Regions from separate parts of the Homo sapiens genome. Here all the other regions are linked to region 2. A link is a contact called in ENCODE Hi-C or POLR2A ChIA-PET data. All regions are on one chromosome and are shown on one strand. The core of a region is the stretch at or near the end of the contact, and the rest is flanking DNA. Distances in the headings are between cores, read along the strand shown.

Region 1 (3,791 bases), core at 174-2,673, 190 kb before region 2:
CGGATCTTCACCTTCTTCAGGAAGGAGGAGCCTTTTCTCAGAACTGCTCTGTGGCAGTTGTCCACTTCTGGGGGTGATTCTGCCATTCTCTCTGCCAGATGGTGACATTTGGGAATGTCTGGGGGTGGGTTCTAGCGTCTAGTGGGCAGAGGCCAGGGATGCCACTAAGCGGTGCACCAGCCAGCGCCACACCGAAGAATGACCCAGCCCCACATGTCAGTAGTGTCTCGGTCCAGAACCCCTGCCCTGTGGGGAGCAGTTCCGCATGGGTTAGTTCCTCCAGGAGTTAGCCTGCAAGATGGAGGCACACTTGTCCCAGGTCCCCCATTGCTTTGTGTGAGTCATCGGTGGTCGGACAGGATTCCGGTCCTGTAGACCGGATTGTAGAAGGCATCCGAGGATGGGGAATGAGTGATGGACCTCACCGGCACATGGGTGCTGGGACTGTGGCTGTGCTTGGTGGCTGTGCTGCTGCAGGTGCCGTGCCGCTCCTGGCAGGCACAGGGCCTTACTTCTCATGTCACAGGTGTCACAAATGGTGTGGCCTGCAGGAGTGACCTGGCCAAGGCCCTGCCGCTTGTCAGATCTGGGGCCAGGATCAGGCCCTGAGTCCAGAAACGAAGGAGTCACCTTGAGAAGGGCTTGTAAATGGTAAAAACTGTGGCCTTGTAGCTGTCGAGGCTGCGGTGGGAACACGGAGAATTACGTTGTCTTTGTGAGAGCATCATGTTGATAACAGTGACATGTATTGAGTGCTTACCTGCAGCCAGGGCTATTTACATTAGCATGCCTTTTAATCCTTACAAGGCCACCCGGGCGCGGTGGCTCACGCCTGTCATCCCAGCACTTTGGGAGGCTGAGGTGGGCGGATCACGAGGTCAGAAGATCGAGACCATCCTGGCTAACAAGGTGAAACCCCATCTCTACTAAAAATACAAAAATTAGCCGGGCGTGGTGGCGGGCACCTGTAGTCCCAGCTACTCGGGAGGCTGAGGCAGGAGAATGGCATGAACCCAGGAGGCGAAGCTTGAAGTGAGCCAAGATTGTGCCACTGCACTCCAGCCTGGGCAACCGAGTGAGACTCCGTCTCAAAATAAATAAATAAAATTAAATTAAAAAAATAAAAAAATAAATCCTTACAAGGCCTCCGTGAGGTTGATGTCATTATCATCTCCTTTTTACAGATGGAGAAACTGAAGTTAAGTACTTAGCCACGGTCATATGGCCTGCCAGTCAGTGGCAGGTGGCAGGGCTGGGGGCTGAACCCAAGTGTTCTGACCCCAGAGTCCAAGATCCTCAGCACCAGTCTGGTTATCATTCTGAATACTAACACTAAATCATGAAACATTTCCCAGCTAATCCCGAAAGGAAATTCATGGCCGGGGGCTTTTGTCTGCATACCCCTTACCACCTGGCACTGTAACTGCTGGCCTGTGCATCGGCCTCTTCTGGAAGCTGGGCATGTTGCCTTCTTCTGCACAATGGTCACAGCCTGGCACATTTTTGATGTGTTTAAGCAGTTTGGCTCCCAAGTCTGTGCTCTCAACTACTACCTAAACAGAGTGCTTTTTAAAAATAGCAGAAGCAGGACAAACCATTTCTGGGGATGTACTCTAAATAAGGCCTGGAAATTCAATTTATAGCCCGTGCACTAAAACAGGATTCCACATGATACAGAGGACAGCCTCTTCCGCCTGCACCTCCAGCCCTTCCTTCTTCCAAGGCCCTGCCAGGGCTGCGGGTTGGAGCGTTGCCACCTTTCAGCCACAGGAATTCGGCTCCTTCTGGAATCTAACTTTCACTTTTCTGCCTGCTCTGCAGGGCTTGGATGAAGGGGAGGCAAGGCAGGGATGGGTGGGGGGGATGTTTAAATCTGAGGTGGTGCAAGTTCAGGGTGAGCACTGGAGAGTGAGTGTCGGTTACCTTTTGCACCCCCGAGACTTGCTGGCCTTACCCTATTCTCGACCTTCCTAAATGCTAAGCAAGCACGTCATTGTGTGCTCCGGAGTCCCCAAGGCTCCCCATTCCCTGCAGAATGAGGCAGGACTGCAAGTCATTGACATGGTTAGGGAAGGAGGAAGAAAAAGCGGAAGGAGGGAGAGACAAGTGCAGGAGCCGAATCTCGCAGGGACAGGTGCGTCCAGAACCGCCGTGGGGCACAAAACTGCTTTGTGGTGACTGGACCTGCCTACATGTCCCTGGTGGCCAGAAACACTGCCCAGCACTGCCCCATGAAGTGTTCCTATGCGTCCGCTGGGTCTGCTCCCATTGGCTCAGGTCATCTGAGCAGCTGTGCTCTGTGTAGCTAGAGAATCCACCTGCACCTCTGGCTTCAAACTAGTCTTCCTGGCCTCAACTAACCTCGCCTCTCCTTGACCTCAACTAGCTCCTCCTTAGCCTCAAATAGCCCACCTGGCCTCATCTAGTTCCTCCTGGCCTCAGTTATCCATGCCTTAGCCTGATCTATCTCCCTGCTCTTCATGGCTTTTCACAGCCTTGACTTGCCCCCTGGATGGCCTGCCTTGTTTATGAATTTGTGCTCTTGCCTTTACCTCTGCTTTGGACGTTCCTGCATCCCCAAAGCTCTTCTATTTGCTTCTTTTCCGATGCTGTGCACGGTGCCCTCCCTCACTGCCTTGTCTCGAAGGATGAGGGAACGGGATAACACTCACTGAACCCCTACAGCAGGGCCAGGCGCCGAGCCAGGGGCTTTGCAGAGATGAGCTCAGTGAATCTTCGACAACCACACCAGGTAGCCTTCTTTCCATTGTACAGATGAGGAGATTGAGGCTCAGAAAAGCTAAGAAACCTGTGCAAGATTATAGTTTTAGGAAATAAAAGACATTTAAGCCCCATTCTATCTGTTCCCATAGTCCAGGATCCCTCCCACCCATGGCCTACCTCAATAGAAGCACTGACCCCCAAGGCCCAGTGCACGCCATCAACATGTGTGGCCAAGTGCATGGAGGAAGAGCATGAGCTGGGTATGCCTGCTGTGAGATTAGTCACTGGTAAGCCTAGTGGTTCGGTCTGCTGTGACCTGAGAGAGAACTCACCAGTGCAGGCCAGCCAGCCCGTCAGAAAATAACAAGAAACTAGATTGCCTATACCTAGACTCAACCTCCCAGTGCGTTCCCTGGGTGGTTCAGATTTCCCAAAATGGGACCTTCGTGGGTGGCAGTGTCTGTGGGGGTGAGAACACACATTTGCATTATAAAGGGTCTCTGTCAGAGTGAAGGCTGGGAGCTGAGTTTGCTGCCTTGCAGAAAGCTTCTGGGCCTTCCCATAGCTGGGTCTCCATGGAAATTTGTTTGCCAAGAGAAAGGAGCTATTTTAAGGACATGCAAAGATGAGAACCTGGTAGGCTGGAACCAGGGAAGGTAGCTGTGGGAGAGAGCTTTTCTGAATGACTCACTAATTTCTCTCCTATCCGGGTGGGGAAAATGGTGTGGAAAAAGAATGGAAATGCAGGAAGGAGGAGGAGCCCGTGGCTGACTCTGTCCCTGCAGGTGGCACTGGCTGCAGGCGCTGCCCTCCAGGCTGCGGGGGGGTGGGGGGGGGGCTGCGGTGGAGGCACTGGGAAGAGCGCTGCTAGAGACTGTCCATCATGAGGGTAACACCTTCCTGTCGGCACAAACTCTGCTGCTCTCAACCAGCCTTCATAGCATCAAGCAGAGAAGGAAAAAAATTACCTCTGAAAAGGAACAGTGACTGTAGCAGCATCTGCAATCTCAGGGGGCGGTGAAATTCATCCTAGGAATGGAGCACTTTGATGAGAGCTGGCTAATTGA
Region 2 (3,707 bases), core at 145-2,644:
GGACCAGGCCGTGAGGATGGAAGAGACTAGAACCTTTATGAAAGAATTTGGGGAAGTGGTTTGTCCCCCTCCACCATGTGAGGACACAGTGTTCATCCCCTCCAGGGGATGCAGCAACAAGGCACTGTTAGATATGAGTTCTAAATTTCTTTTCAAAGAATTAATATGTCAGTATGTTCAATTCTTTGCCTTCTACTTTTAAACTTAACTTCCTCATAAAGCAACCTTTTTCGATTACCTTTCCACCCTGACTCATTCCGATTATTCCGATTACCTGCTACCTGCTCTGCCCTGATTCCCGCCAAATCACTTATCCCATCATTCCCTTTAAATTGGCCAATAGGAATTAGTTTAGCCTGTGCGGTCCAACCCTACCCAATAGGGGAACGACACAGCAGTAGGGGCCACGTGAGTCAGGGATAAGAACCCCTTCCCCTCCCTTGTCCAAGTGAGTGCTCACCATTGCTCCATCTGTAAGAGCACACCCTTCTATAGAAGTAACTTGTCTTGCTGAGAATTAAAAAGAAAATTTTATATTTGAGTGCTATTCCTTTTGTGGCACCAAAACTTTATATATAACAGCACCATCTTGGAAGCAGAGACCGAGCCTTCACCAGATATTGAACCTGCTGGTGTCTTGATCTTGGACTTTCCAGCCTCCAGAGAAATAAACTTCTATTATTTATAAATTACTCAGTCTGTGGTATTTTGTTACAGCAACACAAATAGACTAAGTCACTTTTTTTTTTTTTTTTTTTGAGACAGAGTCTTGCTCTGTCTCCCAGGCTGGAGTGAAATGGTGCGATCTTGGCTCACTGCAACCTCCACCTCCCAGGTTCAAGTGGTTCTCCTGCCTCAGCCTCCTGAGTAGCTGGGATTACATATGCACACCACCAGGCCTGGCTAATAAGTCACATTTTATTTATGAATTCATCAACGGATGGGCATTTGGGCTGTTTCTGGTGTTTTGGGCTATTTTGCCTAATGCTGTTATGAACACTAGTGTACAAGTTTTTGTGCAGATATATGCCTCCAGTTTTCTGGGGTATCTGCCTAGGAGTGGAATTGCTGGGTCATACAGTCATTTTGTATTTACCTTTTTGAGGATCTGCCAAATTATCTTCCACAGCAGCTATACCACTCCACATTTTCACAGGAAATGTGCGAAGGTTCCAATTGCTCCACATCCTCATCAACACTTGGTATTATGTCCTTTTAGTTATTTTGATTCCAGCCTTCCTAGTGGGTGTGAAGTGGCATCTCACTGTGGCTTTTGATTTGCATTTCCCTGATGACTAAGGAGGCTAAGCATCTTTGCATGTGCTTCTTGGCCATAGGAGTTGGATTTTAGCCTGGAGGCAATGGGAAGATTTCAAACATTTTTAGACAAGGGAGCGACCCAAGCTGATTTATTTTTAGTAAGTGCCCCTTTTGGTTTCGGGGGGAATAGCACAGAAGGTGAGTATGTTGCAGTTTTCCAGGTGAGATCAAACAAAAACCTGGATGAAGCAGAGACAGTGGTGACTGGGAGGGGCCTGGTTCTTAGAGAGCAGAGGAATCAACATGATCAGGAAAGCAAACCGGGGGAGGCTTTGGGAACACATGAGGTTAAAGTATTTGGAACTGATTTCCATAGTGTCTGTGACTGTGTTCCAGATTCCTCCTTTAGATTCTAATCTCTCTTTTTTTTTTGAGATGGAGTTTTGCTCTTGTTGCCCAGGCTGGAGTGCAGTGGCACCATCTTGGCTCACTGCAACATCTGCCTCCAGGGTCCAAGCCATCCTCCTGCCTCAGCCTCCCAAGTAGCTGAGATTACAGGCTCCTGCCACCATGCCTGGCTAATTTTGTATTTTTAGTAGAGACAAAGTTTCACCATGTTGGTGGGGCAGATCTCGAACTCCTGACCTCAGGTGGCCTGCCACCTCAGCATCCCAAAGTGTTGGGATTACAGGCGTGAGCCACCATACCCGGCCTAGATTCTAATCTCTTTGAGGGTGGGGACAAAGTTATTATTTCTTGCAGCAAGTATTTACTGTGTTCCTACCATGTTCCTGGCATGGATCTAGGAACTTGGGTTACATCATCAGTAAACCAGACCAAGATCCTTGCTCTCGTGGAATTTGCATTCTTCGGGGGATGGAAGGGTTACGATTGTTGCCAAACACCTAGCTAGGGTTTGCAAGGACCAGAACCTGTACAAGCACTTTACAGGGATCACCTCTTTTGCCCTCACTAATCCCGGACTCTGTAAGACCTGGAAGGTGTGGAGTGATGCTCCTTATGGAAGAGATGACAGCGTGGAGGCAGAAAGCTGGGGACTCCTCCTCGCCCCAACCTCTATGCAATCTGCTGGTCTTTCAAGTGTTTGTCTTATGTGTATGTCGAGACAAAGCTGGGCACTGGAGGTTGGAAAGAAAAACAGGACCCCAGGGTCAGCTTGAGGGCTCTTATCTCTCATCCTCAGCAATGCCTCAGCCCTGGCCCCAACTCACACCCACCCACATCAATCCCCAAGTGTCCTCATAAGAATAATACCAGGCCGGGCGCAATGGCTCACACCTGTAATCCCAGCACTTTGGGAGGCTGAGGCTAGCAGATCACCGGAGGTCAGAAGTTCAAGACCAGCCTGGCCAACATGGTGAAACCTCTTCTGTATTAAAAATACGAAAATTAGCTGGGCATGGTGGCAGGCACCTGTAATTCCACCTGCTCGGGAGGCTGAGGCAGGAGAATCACTTGAACCCAGGAGACGGAGGTTGCAATGAGCCAAGATCGTGCCACTGCACTCCAGCCTGGGTGACAGAGCGAGACTCTGCCTCAAATAATAATAATAATAATAATAATACCAAACACTTATAAGACTTATATGGCCTTACAAAGTGCTGGACACTCTTTCGGTGCTCTCCAATATTTTCTTAAAATGTTTATAAATTGTATTTACAAATTTTATTATTGACAATACAATTGACAAATATTGATTCCTCTAACCCTTGCAACACCCTACCAAGTAGCTGTTGTAATTATCCCATTGTACAAATGAGGAAACCGAGCTCACCTAACCTTCAAGTGGCAGAGCTGGGACTAAAGACGCTTCTAAGCCCACACAGCACTCCCTCCGAGAGAAGTCCTGAAAACGCCGGCACCTCATTAAATTCCATGCCAGGCTTTAGCACGTCTTATAAACGGCTGGCTCACCTTGACCCAGCCCCCTGGCTCCAAACATTGGCAGCTGCTCTAGGCTGATATAGTGGGAAGAGAACTGAATTAGGAGTCCAGAAATTTGGATTCTGGTCCTAGGTCCACTCCTAATAGTTTGTGCACCTTTGGCAAGAATCTACCTTCCTGGGTTCAGCTGCCCCATCTGGTGGGAAGGGAGCTGTGTGAGGTGCCCGCCCAGGCCCCTTCCATTGCTAGGGGCTGAGCCTAAATGAGGATCAAGGGGGTGTGGGTGGGGAAGGAGCTGGAAGCTGAATCCCCCTGGGTGGGGTGGACAAGGGTCTCAGCAAAACCCAGCCTCACACTCGAGTAGCCAGACAATGTCAGAGGTGACACTATCAGGTTGAATTCTGAGAAATTGCCATTTTGTAGGTTAAAATAGCCAAACAGGAGCAATTTCATAGGATCCCACTAAGGCTACCAGTGGCTGGTGCTGCTCTGGCCTTGCCGGTACCAAACCCAGAGCCAAGCGTCTCACACGTGAAATCTCA
Region 3 (3,870 bases), core at 545-3,044, 140 kb before region 2:
GTATTTTAGTAGAGACGAGGTTTCACCGTGTTGCCCAGGTTGGTCTCAAACTACTGAGCTCTGGCAATCTGCCTGCCTCAGCCTCCCAAAGTGCTAGGATTACAGGCGTGAGCCACGGCACCCGGCCCCATTTTCTTTTGGTTGGACAGCTCTGGATAGGCCATAGGCTGAAGGGACCCCTGGATATCACCTGGCTCAACCTTGTCAGGACCCAGTGGGGGAGTACACAGGCTTTCTGCCCTCCAGCCCTCTCCACTGCACCTAGCTCTCCAGCCCTGCCCCTCTGCCCGCAACCTGGGAGGGTGACCTGGAACTGAGCAACTGGTTCCAGTCCCGACAGCCTGGTTTCAATCCCTGCCCACCACATTCTTATCCCGGGGCCTTGGGCAAGTTATGGATCATCTCCATAGACTCTGTTTCTTCATCTGCAAATGGGAATAATAAGAGTCCCTGCCCGAGTGTTTGTATTTTTTTTTCTAATTTGAGACAAAGTCTGTGTCGCCCAGGCTGGAGTGCAGTGGCAAAATCATGGCTTTCTGTAGCCTTGACCTCCCAGATTTAAGTGATCCTCCCACCTCAGCCTCCTGAGTAGCTGGGCCCACAGGCATGCACTACTATGCCATTTTTTTTTTTTTTTTTTTTGTAGAAATGGTACCTTCCTATGTTGCCCAGGCTGGTCTCAAACTCCCGGTCTCAGGAGGTCCTCCCACCTTGGCCTCCCAAAGTGTGGGATTATAGGCATGAGCCATCGTGCCTAGCAGGGTGTTTATATCAAATGAGATGATTCAAAGCATTCAGCACACAGCCTTGCTTAGGGCACACTCTTAGAAAGGCCTTGGTTGTTCTAAGGACTTTTTTTTTTTTTTGAGATAGAGTCTCGCTCTGTCACCCAGGCTGGAGTGCAGTGGCATGATCTCAGCTCACTGCAACCTCCACCTCTCGGGTTCAAGCGATTCTCCTGCCTCAGCCTCCCAAGCAGCTGGGATTACAGGTGCGCACCACCACATCCAACTAATTTTTGTATTTTTAGTGGGATGGGATTTCACCATGTTGGCCAGGCTGGTCTCGAACTCCTGACTTCAAGTGATCCACCGGCCTCGGCCTTCCAAAGTGCTGGGATTACAGGCGTGAGCCTACCACACCGACCAGCATTTGCTGTTTCTGTCCTGTGCTAATTATGGCTGGGAGCCATTTCAGGGGAGTGGAGGAGGGAGGCTGGCCCCAGGGCAGAGAGGAGGGGAAGGAGGGGAAGGAGGGGAAGGTGTGTGTGAGCTGCACAGCCCAGAAGCTGCCCTGCAATGGTCATAAAGCTGGGACTCTGGCCAGGCCTTTCTCCTCACCCCTCAGATGCCAGTCGCACTGCCCTTCTCAGGGAGGCCCCTGACCTCTGCTCTCTGCCCACGCCACACACTCCTTCGCCAGTGCACTCCCTCCCAGGAACTGGCTTCTTTTCCTCCCGTCTGCTCATGCAATGTGTGTCAGGTCCACATGAGCAGAGCTCCTGCCTGCTCAGAAGCTGACCCAGTGCCCAGCCCTGAGGCCAGGATGACCAGGAACTGGTCTGGCTGAGGGGGTGGTTTTATGTGGCCCTAGGAGGTCCGAGCATATTCTGCACAGCGGGGCAGGGGCTGGTGGGAGGGACTGGAAGCCCAGGGAGCGATGGAATCCACACCCGGGGCGGTTGCTGGGCAGCAGGAGGGCGTGGGCGCAGCCAGGATAGCCACGCCAGCCCCACCCTTCTACTGTGGCAGGAAGGAAGGGGGACGAGTGGGGGTGGACGCGGGCAGTTTGCGGTTTGTCAGCAGAAAAGTTGAGAGAGCTTTGCACGTTCGATTGCAGCAATTCTTCTATTTCCTGTTATCTCTGGGACTCTGTCCTGTTCCTGACTCCACTGACTCCAACCACCAAAAACCACTGGCCTCGCCCCTGATGCCAGCCCTGGAGCCCTGTGTGTATACCACCCCACGTGCACACACGGGCACACACACACACACACACAAACACACAGAGAGGCTCTAGCACTTATGCACATGCACTCGGACACCCACCCTCACATACCTAGACTCTCATAAACACACACTCACAAACACAGACACATGGACTCACAGATACTCACACACTCATAGATATGGGGTGGTACACTCATACATGGACTCACATACATAGACTCACATAAACACACTCACAAACACATGCATGGACTCTCACACACTCATAGATACGGGGTGGTACACTCACACACAGATGCACATAAACACACACTCACAAACACACATGCATGGACACACACACATAGACACTCACACACTCATAGATATGGAGTGGTACACACACACGGACTCACATACATAGACTCACATAAATACACTCACAAACACATGCATGGACACACACACACTCATAGATACGGGGTGGTACACTCACACACGGACTCACATATGTAGACTCACATAAACACACACAAACACACATGCATGGACTCACACATACAGACACTCACACACATAGATATGGGTGGTACACTCATACACGGACTCACATACATAGACTCACATAGACACACTCAAACACATGCATAGATTCACACACATATAGACACACACTCATAGATATGGGGTGGTACGCTCACACATTGACTCACATAAACATGCTCACAAACACACATCCATAAACTCTCACACACCTACACAGGCTCACACACTCACATGCACGCTGTCACTCACACAAACTCACATACACAGACCTACTCACACACACATCCTACACAAACACACAGGCTTGCACTCCTACACTTATGAAGACTTCTTGCCCTTGTTACTGCTCTCTGAAGCCAGCAACTCTCCACTGACACCAGCGTTTCCAGATCCAACCTGGTGCACAGGGACCGAGGGCAGGGGCCAGCCACCTCCCGCCTGTGCTTGTAAGGAAGGTCTCACTGGTAACACAGTCACTCCCATTCGCTTTCTGGGTTGCCTATGGCTGCTTTCCCACCAGAAAGGCAGAGAGGAATAGTGTTGAGTGGCCTGCAAAGCCTGAAATATTTACTGTCAGGCCCTTCCCTTTCCTGCAAAAGTTGGCCAATGCCTCTTCTAGGTTCTTGCTTCTTAAAATGGGTCCCACGGGCCGACCAGCAGCGCTCAAGTCGCCTGGGAACCTGTCAGAAACTTGGAACCCTGAGCTCCACCCAAGATCTACTGGGTCGGAACCTGCATTTTAGCTAGATCCCTGGGACTGCTGGTGTAGACCCTGAGTGAGTTTCAGCCAGGGAGACCAATCACCCCTATTTGCTGAGGACTGAGCCAGGATCTGAGGATGTGAGGCTCTCTGTTTTTAACCCGGGGAACTACTGGTGGGATCAGGATGATGTGGTCGCGAGAGTTGAGGCAGAGGGTGTGGGAGGAACACAGGGTCCCCGCCCTGCTCACCCAGTGTGTTTGCAATGCCTGTCTTCACGTTGTCAGTACAGATGTGGCTGATCCGGTTCTCGTGCTCAGGCTTGGCCAGCACCACGATGCGGATGTTCCAGAGCGTGTGGATGGCGACCTGGTGGGAGGACAACGTTGCAATACTCGGCCCAAGTGTAGGGTGTGAACCAGGGCACAGTGATTCACACCCAGCCCCAGCCGCAGCCCCTGGGTATGGGGTATCCTGTCTGTAATCCCAACCCTTCGGGGGACTCCCAGCGATGCTTGATAGGCGAGACAAAACATCCTAAAGATGAGAACCGGGGCTGACCAAGGGTGGGAAGATAGAGGACTCAGTGGTTTTCAGCAATACCCCACAGATCCCATTTATTTCTGAATACAGACGCATCTCTCAGTGGGGGCCTCCAGACATCCTTGAAAACTGAGAGCTGATAGGCTGAGCCCA

Evidence for each region. Hi-C counts contacts between places; a loop is a spot of excess contacts on that map. ChIA-PET counts read pairs that join two places held with the same protein, here RNA polymerase II (POLR2A). Pooled maps may share reads with other maps.
Region 1: a map of PC-3 shows a loop between it and region 2 (21-fold over the local background). The contact joins two enhancer-like sites. A Hi-C loop is called at or near these places in 2 of 168 maps with a recorded cell type or tissue (PC-3 and PC-9) and 2 of 50 pooled maps. POLR2A ChIA-PET finds 5 or more read pairs at or near these places in 2 of 52 experiments (Panc1 and WTC11).
Region 3: a map of PC-3 shows a loop between it and region 2 (12-fold over the local background). The contact joins two enhancer-like sites. A Hi-C loop is called at or near these places in 2 of 168 maps with a recorded cell type or tissue (PC-3 and PC-9) and 1 of 50 pooled maps. POLR2A ChIA-PET finds 5 or more read pairs at or near these places in 1 of 52 experiments (PC-9).

What each region holds. Positions count from the first base shown.
Region 1 is chr2:233,209,345-233,213,135 of GRCh38, reverse strand. No RefSeq gene overlaps it. Among named protein-coding and RNA genes, the nearest start is that of ATG16L1, 40 kb to the left of the region's middle. Within about 2 kb of position 1,423, at least 5 of the 41 ENCODE cell types and tissues checked have a DNase peak (open chromatin) inside an H3K27ac peak, as active enhancers do.
Region 2 is chr2:233,024,263-233,027,969 of GRCh38, reverse strand. No RefSeq gene overlaps it. Among named protein-coding and RNA genes, the nearest start is that of NEU2, 6.6 kb to the left of the region's middle. Within about 2 kb of position 1,394, at least 2 of the 41 ENCODE cell types and tissues checked have a DNase peak (open chromatin) inside an H3K27ac peak, as active enhancers do; they include PC-3 and PC-9, where a contact is called at or near this core.
Region 3 is chr2:233,163,980-233,167,849 of GRCh38, reverse strand. It overlaps INPP5D (inositol polyphosphate-5-phosphatase D), which reads right to left. Exons shown (of 27, transcript NM_001017915.3): 13 at 3,426-3,543. Among named protein-coding and RNA genes, the nearest start is that of ATG16L1, 86 kb to the left of the region's middle. RefSeq lists an enhancer at 3,578-3,870. Within about 2 kb of position 1,794, at least 12 of the 41 ENCODE cell types and tissues checked have a DNase peak (open chromatin) inside an H3K27ac peak, as active enhancers do; they include PC-3 and PC-9, where a contact is called at or near this core.